2 separate regions of the Homo sapiens genome follow, and region 2 is linked to region 1. Evidence: read pairs that join two places in POLR2A ChIA-PET (ENCODE). Cell type or tissue: PC-9. All regions are shown on one strand. Links, peaks and the distances in the headings refer to the core of each region. The heading gives the core; the rest is flanking DNA.

Region 1 (7,152 bases), core at 1,264-6,263:
AATGGCTCACACCTGAAATCCCAGCACCTCGGGAGGCCGAGATGGGAGGACAGCTTGAGTCCAGAAGTTGGAGACCAGCCTGGGCAATGTAGTGAGACCTTGTCTCTACAAAAAATTTAAAAATTAGCTGAGTGTGGTGGCACGCGCCTGTAGTCCCAGCTACTTGGAAGGCTGAGGTGGGAGGCTCACTTAACTGTCTTGTGAGACTGGATGGGAGTAGGGAGGGTTCTGAGCTCCCCAGCAGGTCCTGGCAAGTGAGCCAGGATGGGAAGGTAAGGGCTTCTATAGAAGCAGGGGCAGAGGAAGGGGGCTCCTAGGATGCGGGCTCATCCATTGCGCCACTACATGTAGCTGATGGAACAATCATTCCCTCAGCTCCTTACTTCTTTGTCTACCACACATTAGAATCCCTTCACGTCCTCCTGGCCTCTTGCCAGGCACCTCCCACTGGATTACAGGAATCCTCTCTGCCTCCCCTCCAGCCATTCAGCCTCCCCGTGATCTCTCCCCTTGACCGCAGCTGGCTTGGCTCGGAACTTGGCACAGAGTGGGGCATCGGATGCGTCAGAATTCTTTCTCCTCATGACAGACCTTCCTTCCCTTCTCCACCCCATCACTGGCAGCACTCCCATATCCTCCCACCTGCAACACTACTTGCCCTTCACACACCTGAATCTGTCTTTGTTTGTTGAGGGTTACTAAGAACACTGGGCTGCGTGCATGTTCCCTCCTTCTCCACTTGACAATCCATTGGCAGTTTCACTTTGAGTCATTCACTGACTGTTCTCTCCTTGTTGGCTGCTGTGGCTTTAGGAGCCCTGGGTTCCCTCCCTATACCTCTAACTTGTTTTCTTCCGGAAGCCTCTTCCACTTGCTCCATTCTTCTCTGTATTCTTTTTTTTTTTAACTTTTAGGTTCAGGGGCACATGTGTAAGTTTGTTAAACAGGTAAACTGCGTGTCATGGGGGTTTGGTGGACAGATTATTTCATCGCCCAGGTGATAAGCACAGTACCTGATAGGTAGTTTTTCAATCCTTACCCTCCTCCCTCCCTCCAGTGTTCTTTAATAGTCAGTCTCTGCCTTTTCTCTGATATTATTGCTCCCTCTGAATGTTGATTTCTCCCCATGACTTTAAGCATCTCTTATTTTGGGAGCAATTCTTCAAACCTTATCAGCAACTCTACTATATGACCAGACTGCATTATTTTACCTTAAAGAGAGGAAGCCAAGAAAGATAGATATAGGCTGAAATCCCTGCTCCAATGCTTATTAGCCCAAATTAACCTCTTGGAGCCTCCGTATTTCCTCATCTGTAAAATGGGGGTAATACCATGAAGCTGCTCTCAGGAAATCACCTGGCCTTGACTCACCTGTTGATTCAGTGCCAGTTCCAGTCCTTATCACCATTACATCCTTCTCATTTCTACTGCTACCCTACTCCAGGTCTAATCACCTATCACCCATACCTGGATAGAAACCCCCTTTTAATAGTTTCCATCTAATAGTTGCCATCCTTACCCTTATTTGTCTCTCAATCCTTTCTGTCTAGGGCTGACTAATCTTTCTAAAATAAATGTCTACCATGTTTCCGCACTGATGAAATATCAATAAGTCCTAGACAAAGTTTAATGCCTTCTGCCTGATTTTTAGATTCTCCATTATTTGACCTCTCTCATCATGACCCCATATTGAGTCTCCCCTCTAACCATGAAGGTGTCCTTACCATCTCACGAGCACCACATCAGGCAGCATAACACACAGGTTAAAAGGGTTAGAGTGGATTCTGGTCTCAAGACCATGGTGGAATCCAGCTGCCATTTAATGCACATGCAACCTTGAGCAAGTTGCTTAACCTCTCTGCCTCAGTTTCCTCATATGTAAAATTGAAATAGTAACAATTCTTCTCTGGTTGAATTGTTTTGATAGCCGTTTTAAGGATAAGTTAATGCATGTGAACCAATAACTGCTTGGCAAGTGATAAGTGCTGGGCAAATGGCAGTTATTGTTATCACTATCACCATCACACTCCCTTCCACTTCTGAGCCTTGCAACTTGCCATTCCCCCTGCCTAGAAGCCTCTTCCCTGCCCAAGTCCCATCTTCCCTGCCCTTGAAGATTTAGCTCAAGATACACTATTTGCATCTGCTTTAGCTCTTATTATCTTCTCAACTCTTGTGTTGATATTTCTCACTTTAACACTGAACCATGCATTCTGTGTTGGAGGGTTACTGAGTTCCTTTCTAAGTGTACATTATGTCTTATCGATGAAGCTATAAATTTATCAAGAGGCAGAGGTCATTTCTACTCCCCACAGTGCCTATACAGTAGCAGAGAGGGGCTCAAAAATCACAGTTGATTCACATTTTTGTTTCCATTTTCTAGCTGTCAGTTAGTCTCATTTAAACACAGAATAAGATACAGTTTTAATACTTTAAGTTTTTTTTAAGCTGGAATCAAGAACACACTTAATAAATCAGAAGACTTAAGTTTCCATTTGGATGGCTGCTAAGTGGCCGGGACTCCATGGGAGGTCAATTAAGCCTGCTGAGCATCTAGTTTCTTATCATGGCAATACCATGCACCCTACAGGGTTACTGTGAGAGTCAAATTAGATACCAAATGTTAGAGCAATTTAGGCAAACCGCAAAACAAATACAAAACATTTTCTAAATTAAAAAATCTGACAAATCAATAACTAATTTTTAACTTTTACAAACAGCTCTGCTAGATGTACAAGAGAAAAACAAATAATTTGACCTGAGCCATGATCAGATTCTTATTTAATAACACATCTCAAATATTGAAATAAAGGCAATCATGGGTGAAAAAAAATCCTTTCCTCACAACATTTATAAAACAGCCAAATGTGAACTCCATGAAGGCAGGGGCCAGGCCTGTTTGAGTTGCCACCCATCCCCATCCCCATCCCCGGAGCCTTAACATAGTAGTTGCTTAACAAGTATCTGAGATAAATGCATGAATTTGTACATGAATAAACACAAGAGTATTATTTTATGGCACAAAACCAATATTGTCTGAGTTTTATTATTTGATCGTCAGAAATTCTGTTGACAGCAGAGGTCAGAAAACTGATTAGAATAACGCAATTTAAACTTTAGGTCATTTACGTTATGACTGTCATCAACCAGGAGTTGTACAACTTAAAAATAAAACACATATACGCAAAACCCTGAGCTGCTTCCTGTAAGACAACCGCAACAAAACAAGGCTGCTCACAAGGGGCTTTTCTAAGAAAGACATGGACATTCTTTAAACACCTTTTATAGGTCTATTGAATACAGGCTTCCATTTTTCTTTCTGTAATGATGGATTATTCACTTCAGGAAATGAATATTCAGATGTCTGTTGTTTGCCAAGCTGTCACACCATGACATACATTCTTACAATCCCTTTAATTATTAAGTATAATAATGGTGCTTTTAAAGAGACCTGCAATAGAGTCATCTAACAAGGTATAGTGTTTATGATAACTGAAAGTGTGATTCTGATGAAAGATAAACAATGGATCATCTATGAATGAAGTTCAGCCATCTCTTTTGGGCAGAATATGGTGTTGTGCTAGCAGATCTAGTTACAGTGCCAACTTGTATCTCAGAACATAGTATTTGACAAGTTTGACTGTGATAAGATCTTAGGTACAATACAATGCTACAGGCGGTCAGAAGAGGGAGACTATTTCTGAGGTGCTGGTTTGGAAGATGGTTAGGAAAGGCTTCATAGACAAGGCAGGGACTATTTATTGGATGCTTATTGTAGTGTCATCTACAGGGAGGTGGGGACTTATAGAATCTTCCAAATACCAGGAGCTGTGACAGGTGCTCTATGTATCTCATTTCAATATATCTTCATAAATCTTGATAGGTAAACATTATCTGCATTTTATCAATGAGAAAAGTGATGCTTAGAGAAGTTAAATAACTTATCTAAGATTACACAGTTAAGAAGGGGCAGAGCCTGAATTTGAACACAGATATGACAATAATGTCCATGAACTTTTTGCTGTAACAAGTTGACTGCCCTCATATCAAATATTAAAACAAAATATCTTGATTTTACAAAATGTGTAGATAGAGGCTGGATCAGGCAGGCATTCTAGGTGAGCAAAACAGCTTGCACAAGACTTAGGGGTAGGAAAGTACCAGAGATATTCAGTCCAGAATGCAACAGGTTAGATGAAGTTGAATGCAAAAATTTAGAGAATTGGGACTACTAGGGAGAAACTGAAGATAACTACAGCTTGGCAGAGTAGGCTGTACATTCATAAAATACATTACAAGGAAACAGTTTAGTTAAAAATAAAGAGCTCTACTTGTTCTGAGGAGTGCAGAGCACATGAGCTTTGGCCTCTGATGCAACATGTGGGTAGGCCTCGAAATAAACATACAAACGTTGCCTAGCAACTGTGACAATAGTCACAGCTGATCTGTGATCTAAATCCAAGCTAGAAGGATACTGGCCATATTCTCTGAGGGTCTGATTATGAGCTCTGATACCGGACCACCCCAAGAACTTAGAAAAAAAAATCCACATTTAAGGCATGAAGTTGAGCTTCCAGTTCTACGAGGCAACTGCTTCATTTTCATTGCTTTCCAAACTCTAGTTTTCCAGTGCTTTTTTATGGGATAATAATTTTGTAAGTAAGGAGAAGAGCTAGCCACACAGCCTAGGTCAGTCATCAAAGAATAGAAAAGCAGATTTCTTTCCTGAAGTTGTATTCATGTCTCTAGGGATTCCAGTTGCTTCTCTTGATGCATGAAATAATTCCAAATATGTCTAATCTCTGGCTGCCTAAGATAAAGCAAAACAGGGAAGTCAGGTCCAGAAAATGCAGCCTACTTTCTGCTTCTTGTCCCTCCCCTAGAGAAGGTTTCACAGGTGAGGATTTACATAAGCCTGTGAATCAAACAATTTCTGTTAACAGGCACTACAGGAGCCATGAGGAAGACTGTACTTGACTAGCCATGTGACTTGGAGCTCTTAATCTTTCTTGCGCACCTTTTCTTTATTTGTAAAAACTGTTGGCCTTGAGAATCCTGTAGTTCTGCAGTTCTAATATTATATGCTATACTTTAGTGAAGGGCATTAAATAATGTGCTTAAGGACAGATGTTCAATTGGGAAACACAGAGGTTAAGAGCATGAGCTCTGGAGTCCCATAGACCTGAGGCCTAATTCTGGTTGCACAACTACAGGCAGGCTGCTTAATCCTTCCAAATGTGAGGTTTTTAAATTCATTTAATGTATATAAAAAAAGATACCTACTTCATAAGCTAGCAGTGAGGATTAAATGAGGGTATGTATATAAAGTGCATGATTTGGTGCCTGGCACATGGTACATCAATAGACAGCAGTGATTTTTATTATTTTATGAATGCCAACAGCCTCGAAAGTTTCTTTGCTTGGCCTCAGAATGACAGAGTAATTCTGTGCTGACCACTGTGTTTTTTTTGTTTTTTTGGACAGAGTATTGCTCTGTCACCTAGCTGGAGTGCAGTAGCATGACCTTGGCTCACTGTAACCTCCGCCACCTGGGTTCAAGCAATTCTCCGGTCTCAGCCTCCCAAGTAGCTGGGACTACAGGTGTGCACCACCACACCCAGCTAATTTTTGTATTTTTAGTAGAGATGGGGTTTCACCATATTGGTCAGGCTGGTCTCAAACTCCTGACCTCAGGTGATCCACCCACCTCAGCCTCCCCGAAGTGCTGGGATTACAGGTGTGAGCCACCATGCCCAGCCTGAGCACTAATTTGAGAAGTTACACATTTCACATTAATCTTGCTTATCTTCCTCAAAGGAAAGAACCTGCAACATTATTTTACATTGTGGCATTTTCTTTGGATTCAAATGCATGGTTGCTTTAGGTCCATGTTCCAGTCAAATGAAGAGGAATCTTGGTAGCAAGAGCATATACCTGTAACAACCCTGACAGATTATGAGCTCATCTAAAGCATATATGGTTATTGATGATATGATTATGGTATAAGAATGAGAAATTCTGGCCAGGCACGGTGGCTCACACCTGCAATCCCAGCACTTCGGGAGGCTGAGGTGGGTGGATCACCAGGTCAGGAGATCGTGACCATCCTGGCTAACACAGTGAAACTCCGTCTCTACTAAAAATACAGAAAGTTAGCTGGGCATGGTGGCACGTGCCTGTAGTCCCAGCTACTCAGAAGGCTGAGACAAGAGAATCACTTGAACTCAGGAGGCAGAGGTTGCAATGAGCCAAGATTGCACCACTGCACTCCAGCTGGGTGACAGAGCAAGCCTCCATCTCAAAAAAAAAAAAAAAAAGAGAAATTCTGAGGTCTGCTGAACAATCATCCAGAAAGCCTTTCTACTTCCATAGTGCATTCATTCCTTAGGTGTAAACTGAACAGAGAGCAAGAAAAACATGAGAACTTTTATGTGCACTTACGCTGCAAAACCAACTGCAAGCCTCAATCTCCACAGAAATGAGAGACTCAAAATGTCTCTAACACAAAGTAGGGAGGAACATATGAGGATATCTTAAGACAGAGCCAAACATGAGGACTGAGAGATGGGCCTGGCAGCCAGCCCACCTTTCACTGAAGAATATTCTTAATTAAAAAGCCAACGTCATGAGAACTGTAACAAGGTTCTCTTATCCAAGCTGATTGTCAAATAACCAACATGAAAATGGGGAGTGAAATAAAATGTTATTCTGGAAACCACCTAAGAAGAACAAATTCACAAATGTATACTGACAGCAAGTTTAATTTTGCAAATATTAAAGAGGCAGTGTTGTATCAATCTTTGCAAATATTAAAGAGATGGTCGCTGGGCACAGTGGCTCATGCCTATAATCCCAGCACTTTGGGAGGCTCAGGTGGGAGGATTGATTGAGCCCAGGAGTTAGAGACCAGCCTGGGCAGCATAGTGAGACCCCATCTCTACAAAAGAATCAAATTAGCCAAGTATGGTAGCACACACCTGTGGTCCCAGGCCCTCAGGAGGCTGAGATGGGAAGACCACTTGAGCCTGGACATAAAGGCTGCAGTGGCCCGTGATTGCACCACTGCACTCCAGCCCAAGTGACAGAGCAAGACCCCAAGAGCCTGTTTCAAAAAAGAAAAGAAAAGAAAAAAAGTTGTGTCATGGTTAGAAG
Region 2 (7,152 bases), core at 922-5,921, 130 kb before region 1:
ATATGGATTTTGTCCTTCATTCTGTTAATATGATCAATTACATTTATGATTTGCATATGTTGAACCACTCTTGCATCCCAGGGAAAAATCTCACTTGATTATGGTGAATACTTTTAATGTACTGTTCAATAAGTTTGATAGTATTTTATTAAAAATTTTTGCATCTATGTTCATTAAAAATATTTGTAGCTTTTTTTTTTCTTGCAGTGTCCTTGTCTGGCTTCAATATCAGGGTAATGCTGGCCTCATAAAAACAGTTTGTAAGTATTTCCTCCTTTTAAATTCTTTGGAAGAGTTTGAGAAGGAGTGGTATTAGTTCTTCTTTACATGTTTCATAGAATTCAGCCATGAAGCCATCTCGTCCTAGGTCTTTCTTTGATGGGAAACTTTTCAATTACTGATTTAATATTGTAACTCACTATTGGTCTATTCAGATATTTTATTTCTTCATGATGGAGTTTTGGTAGGTTACATGTTTTTAGGAATTCATTCCTTCTAGGTTATTCAATTTGTTGGTGTACAATTGTTCATATTAGTCTCTTATGATTCTTTGTATTTCTGTGTCCTCTGTTGTAATGCCACATCTTTCATTTTTGATTTTTTATTTATTTGAGTCTTCTCTTTCTTAAGTCCAGCTAAGAGTTTATCAGTTTGTTTGGCTTTTCAGAAAACAAACTCTCGGCAGGGTATGGTGGCTCATGCCTGTAATCCCAGTACTTTGGGAGGCTGAGGCCAGCAGATCACTTGAGGTCAGGAGCTTGAGACCAGCCTGGCCAACATGGTGAAATCCCATCTCTACTAAAAATAAAACAAAATTAGACAGGTGTGGTAGTGCACACCTGTAGTTCCAGCTGCTCTGGAGGCTGAGGCAGGAGAATCACTTGAACCTGGGAGGCAGAGGTTGCAGTGAGCTGAGACAGCACCACTGCACTCCAGCCTGGGCAAAAGAGTAAGACTCTGTCTCAAAAAGACAAAAACAAAGCAAAACAAAAAAACAAGCTCTTGGTTTTGCTGATTTTTTTTTTGTTTTTCTAGTCTCTATTTCATTTATTTATTTCTGCTGTAATCTTTGTTATTTCCTTCCTTGTACTAACTCTGGATTTAATTTGTTCTTCTTTTTCTAGTTTGCTGAGGTACAACATCAGATTGTTTATTTGAGATTTACTCTTTGGTGTTGGCATTTAATGCTATAAACTTCTCTGTTAGAATTGCTTTTGCTGTCACATAAGTTTCAGAATGTTTTGTTTCCATTTTTGCTTATCTTAAGATATCTTTTCATTTCCCTTTTAATTTCTTCTTTGACCCAATAGTTTTTCGGGAGTCTACTGTTTAATTTCCACATAATTGCGACCTTCCTATGATTCCTCCTGCTATGGATTTCTAGTTTCATACCACTGCAGTCTGAAAAGATACTCAATATGAGTTCTATCTTTTTGAATTTATTATGCCAGATTGTGGTTTAACATGACCTATCTTGGGAAATGTTTTATGTGCACTTGAGAAGTATGTGTATTCTGTTGCTGTTGGATGGAGTGTTCTGTATATATATGTTAGACCTGTTTGATCTAAAGTGTTATTCAAATCCAATGTTTCCTAATTGATTTTCTGTCTGAATGATCTTTCCATTGTGTTGGGAGTGGGATATTAAAATCCTCTACTAGTATTGTGCTGCCATCCATGTCTCCCTTCAGATCTCATAATGTTTGCTTTACATATTTTGGCAAACAAGTTTTGAAAGCTGTATTTGTCTCATTTGTACTCAACTTTTTTTTTTTTTTTTTTTGAGATGGAGTCTTGCTCTGTCACCTAGGCTGGAGTGCAATGGCATGATCTCAGCTCACTGTAACTTCCGCCTCCCGGGTTCAAGCGATTCTCCTGCCTCAGCCTCCCAAGTAGCTGGGATTACAGGTGCACGCAGCCACGTCCAGCTATTTTTTTTTTTTTTTTGTATTTTAGTAGAGATGGGGTTTCAACATGTTGGTCAGGCTGGTCTCAAACTCTTGAGCTCAGGCAATCCATCCATCTCAGCCTCCCAAAGCTAGGATTACAGGTATGAACCACCGCACCCGGCCCTGTACTCAACTTTTAAATGGCATTTTCCTGGACACTCTTTTATGCCATTCCAATGACCAGTTGATTACAGCATCCAAATAGAACCTTCAGTTCACAATTTGTTCCAGTTTTAAATTTCTTTACATCATCAGCAGCACTCTTCAGAGAAATCATTCATTTTTTTTACCATGGCTTCTCCATTTCTGAGTTTATACTTTTTTGCATCTTTTGGTTGAATGGATGGTGGAGAAAATGCTGGGAGGGGGGTTGGGAAAGAGATATAAAATTGTTGTTCAGGACTTTAATACTCATATGTGATCCCCAGACCAGCAGCAACAGCATGTCCTGGGTGCTTATTAGAAATGCAGGAACTCATGCCCTATCTCAGACCTACTGGAATCTACACATTAACAAGATTGCCAGGAAATTCATATGCAAGTTTAAGAAGCACTGGAAGAAAACACTAGTTCTCAAACTTGGCAGAACATTGAAATCCCCTCAGCAGCTACAAAAAGTACTAATACCTGGCTTTCTTTTTTAGAGCTTCTGATTCAATTGTTATGGAATGTGGGCTAGGGAATCAGGATTATTTTTTAAGAAGCTCCCCAGTTGATTCTAATGTGCAGAAAACTTTCAGACCTACTGGTCAGAAAGAATGAAAGAGTAAATAGACCAGTGCAGTGGCTCTCAAACTTTGATGTGTATTACCATCAAATAAAGCAATGCAGAGGACCAGGTTGGTGGGTAGGATAGATCATGGGCCTCTGTTTATACCAAGTTCCCCAGTTGATTCTAAAAACACTGACATTTAAGAACTGCTAAACTAGGAGAATACATTACAATCATGGGGCAACTTTAAGGACCTACAAGGTTCCTGGAGATCTCCTTTGGGTTCTGTTTTTTACGACTGAATTAGGACATTGATACAAGCATCTGTGGGTGACCCTTCTATTACCTTACTATCTTATCCTCTAATATTTATCAATAACTGTGTCCTCTAGGGATTAAATTATGCCCTATTGTATGCTGGACTAGTACTACCAAGAACATTTTTTTCACATATGATCTTCAAAAAAAAATCCAAAGGTTTAAAATCATGTACTTGTATAATTTCTCTCCTTCTTTTCTCAGAACATATACAAAAGTTTGCATGTGAAGGTGTGTATAGATTCACAGAGTGTTAGAGCTAGACTAGGTCTTAGAGATATCTAATCTAATTGTCATTTTCTATTGAGGAAATAGAGGACCAGAAGGAGTGAGTATCTCAAGATCATACAGGAAATTGCAGAATATGAGCAGTACTTCTGATAATTTTTAAAAGTTTGAATAGGCAAATATAGCTTAAATTATTCAGACTAATTAATATGAAGATAAATTAGTCAAACAAAAGAACCAATTTTATGTGTAAAATATTTACTTATATACATATAATTAATAAGTTGCAGCCAGGCAGTGTGGATCCCCACCTATAATTCCAGCACTTTGCGAGGCCAAGGTGGGCAGATCACTTGAGGCCAGGAGTTCAACACCAGCCTAGCCAACATGGTGAAACCTTGTCTCTACTAAAAATACAAAAATTAGCCGGGCATGATGGTGTGCACCTGTAATCCCAGCTACTCAGGAGAGTGAAGCATGAGAATCACTTGAACCTGGAAGGTGGAGGTTACAGTGGGCTGAGATTGTGCCACTGCACTCCAGCCTGGGTGACAGAGGGAGACGCTGTCTCAAAGGAAAAAAAAAAGTTGCAACATAATTAAACCCAAATAATGAGAAGTTTGAACAAATGATTGTAATTTTATACTGATATTCTTATTTTTTAAATCAATTTTTCTATTCCCAGTTTAACTCTCTATTATATATTAATATAATCACCGCTAAAACTTGGTTTTCCCCCCAGTAATATACATAGTTTATCGTATTAAACATACAGACCATTCTGTAGGCAATTTTGTAAAACTTTGAAAAACACAATGCTTTAGTAACCTGATGTATCTGAGAAGAGGAATCAGACATAATTTTTCTCACCCAATTTGTTATTCCTGACTCTTCTCTGCTCCTCAAAGTGGCAATACCTCAACTTCTTTAAAGAATCTAAGATGATGAGCACTTGGAAATAAACAACCCTAGCTTCCATATTATTTGGATCAACAGCCCTTTTTAAAAGTTTGAGCAATTCTCGCCAAAGGAGGTGGAGAGTGCCAGAAGCCATGCTGGGCAGAATACTGAAGATAAGGTTTGTTTTTAGCATTCTCTTTTCTTCCACTTGCTTTCAGTGTCTGTCTACAAACCACAATGCCCTGGAGCTACCATCTGGTTGCTCAGAGATCACCCACTGGAATTGAAACCAGTCCTGCCTTCTAAAATACGTTCCTATTTCTCTCAGGACTTGTAAATTACTTGCTTGGGCAAGTAACTGATAAACTTCCTCAAAGTAAAATGTTAATTCATTAACGAGCGACCATATTATTTTAGGTTCTTTTAATTGCACATATCAAAATTGGTTGTGACTGGCTTAAGCAAAAAATAAATAAATAAATAACAATAATAACTTATTGGGAAGGAAATGGGTAGTGGTGGTGGCAGTGGGGGTTGTCTCAGAGAATTTAAGAGAGAGTTACACTACTCAGCCCTGGGAAATGCAGGAAACAGAGCAGTAAGTATATTTGAATTATACCTGATGAGGTGACATTAAAGTGACAGAGTTTGATTGCTGTGCTGGAGCTTGCTCATAGCAACTGGGGAGAACCAATTGTTGAAGAGTTGGAAGTCATCATATCACTGAATTATATTACATTAGCAGTGTTATTGAAATGAACTGAGGCCCCCTCACCTAGCACAGTGAGACCAAACATCCACACCAAGGTTTGCAGTGGGAGAAAGAAGGGTGTTTATTTGTAGGGCGCCAAGCAAGGAGAATTAGGCAGTTCAGGCTTAAGACCTGACCTTCTAGATGGCTTGCAAGTAAGGGTTTTTAAAGGCAAGGGTAAGCAAAATCATGAATCAACACATGGAGATAATACAATGGTTTGGCATAAAAAGGTTATCTTGAAGCGAGGGCTCATAGGTCATAGGTAGATTCAAAGATTTTGTGATTTGCAATTAGTTAAGAAAGAAAAGCTTGGTTTAAAAATTTAGGGTCAGTAGAAAAGAATGTTACCTCTGGCTCTTGGACTTGATTCCTTCCAGACCCCTCAAGAAGAAATTTAGAACAACGAATGGCCGTCAGAGTTTAGTCCTCAGTTCTCCCTTACCTGAGGTTTATGTGCCAGTGGATCCATTTGGTGGGTGTCTGAGTTTCTGAAAAACAACTCAGGGACATATGTTAATGAGGCAGGGAAACAGGGTCTGAGGCAGGGAACCTAAGGCCAATTCAAGCTGAATTCCTGGAACTAAATCAAAAGGAAAACCCCAACTTTCCACGCCCAAGTAACAAAAGGGTTATTCCCTTTGCAACCTCCCCACTTCTGTGCATGGCAGATGAAAAACTGAAAGTACCTCTGGTCCCCTCCTGCAACCAATCAGGCTGGTCATGGGCCAAGTCTTCATTTGCAAAGGAGTATAACTTTGTAACTTCACTTTTGCCTCTGATTGGTCACTTTCTGCAACCAATAAGACATTTGGATGGGGTGTAACTTTGTAACTTCACTTAAGCCTCTGATTGGTTGCTTTCTGCAACCAATCAGACTGATTGCAGGTACTTCATTTACTTAGGGTGTACACAAAATAACCAGTGGGAAACCTCGAGAAGGTATTTAAACCCCAGAAAATTCTGTAACTAGGCGTTTGAGCTGCTTGTGCCGGCCTACTCCTACCCTGTGGAGTGTACTTTCATTTTCAATAAATCTCTGCTCTTGTTGCTTCATTGTTTCCTTGCTTTGTTTGTGTGTTTTGTCCAATTCTTTGTCCAAAGCTGCCAAGAACCTGAACACCCTCCGCTGGTAACATTAAGATGTTATCTTTAACTGGCAAGTCAATTAAGGAATGTAGAAGAATGAAACTGGATCCTCACCCCTCGCCTTATACAAAATTCAACTCAAGATGGATTGAAGACTTAAATCTAAGACCTGAAATCATAAAATTTCTAGAAGATAACAGTGGAAAAAAAATCCTTCTAGACATTGGCTTAGGCAAAGAATTAATGTCCAAGAACCCAAAAGCAAATGCAACAAAAACAAAAATAAATAGATGGGACCTAATTAAACTAAAAAGCTTCTGCACAGTAAAAGAAATAATCAGCAGAGTAGACAGACAACCCACAGAGTGGGAGAAAATTTTTGCATGCTATATACCAGAAAAAGAACTGGTATCCAGAATCTCAAACAAATCAGCAAGAAAATATAAATAATCCCATCAAAAAGTGGGCAAAGAACATGAATAGACAATTCTCAAAAGAAGATGTACAGATGGCCAACAAATATATGAAAAAATGCTCAACATCACTAATGATCAGAGAAATGCAAATCAAAACCACAATGCAATACCACCTTACTTTTTCAAGAATGGCCATGATCAAAAAAATCAAAAGATGATAGATGTTGGCATGGATGTGGTGAAAATAGAACACTTTTACACTGCTGGTGTGAAAGTAAACTAGTACAACTGCCACGGAAAACAGTGTGGAGATTCCTTCAAGAACTAAAAGTAGATCAACCATTTGATCCAGCAATCCTACTACTGGGTACCTATTCAGAAGAAAGTAAGTCGTTATATGAAAAAGACACTTGCACACACGTTTATAGCAGCACAATTCACAATTGAAAAAATACGGAACCAGCCTAAATGCCCATCAACCAATGAGTAGATAAAGGAAATGTGGTATATACATATACCATGGAATACTACTCGGCCATAAAAAGGAATGAAATAATGGCATTTGCAGCAACCTGGATGGAATTGGAGGCCATTATTCTAAGTGAAGTAACTCAGGAATGGAAAATCAAACATCGTATGTTCTCACTTGTAAGTGGGAGCTAAGCTGTGAGGACACAAAGGCATAAGAATGATATAATAAGCTTTGGGAACTCTGGAGGAAGGGTGGGACGGAGTGAGGGATAAAAGACTACACACTGGGTACACTGTACACTGCTCGGTGACGGGTGC

The links. ChIA-PET counts read pairs that join two places held together with the same protein. Peaks named below come from ENCODE experiments on the same cell type or tissue, not always from the same donor. Only the 100,000 strongest peaks of a DNase experiment are listed, where the experiment ranks them.
Region 2: POLR2A ChIA-PET joins it to region 1 with 8 read pairs; 2 of 35 experiments call an interaction of 5 or more read pairs at or near these places.

The regions. Positions count from the first base shown.
Region 1 is chr5:96,712,299-96,719,450 of GRCh38, reverse strand. All of the region lies in intron 3 of CAST (calpastatin), which reads right to left. It overlaps LOC107986363 (a long non-coding RNA gene), which reads right to left. Exons shown (of 2, transcript XR_001742454.2): 1 at 6,978-7,152; 2 at 3,012-4,810. Among named protein-coding and RNA genes, the nearest start is that of CAST, 53 kb to the right of the region's middle. In PC-9, for the core only: no CTCF peak of the experiment used is centred there; a DNase peak (open chromatin) is centred at 4,380; H3K27ac peaks cover 1,920 bases.
Region 2 is chr5:96,841,879-96,849,030 of GRCh38, reverse strand. It overlaps a transcript of ERAP1 not described here. Among named protein-coding and RNA genes, the nearest start is that of ERAP2, 31 kb to the left of the region's middle. In PC-9, for the core only: no CTCF peak of the experiment used is centred there; no DNase peak of the experiment used is centred there.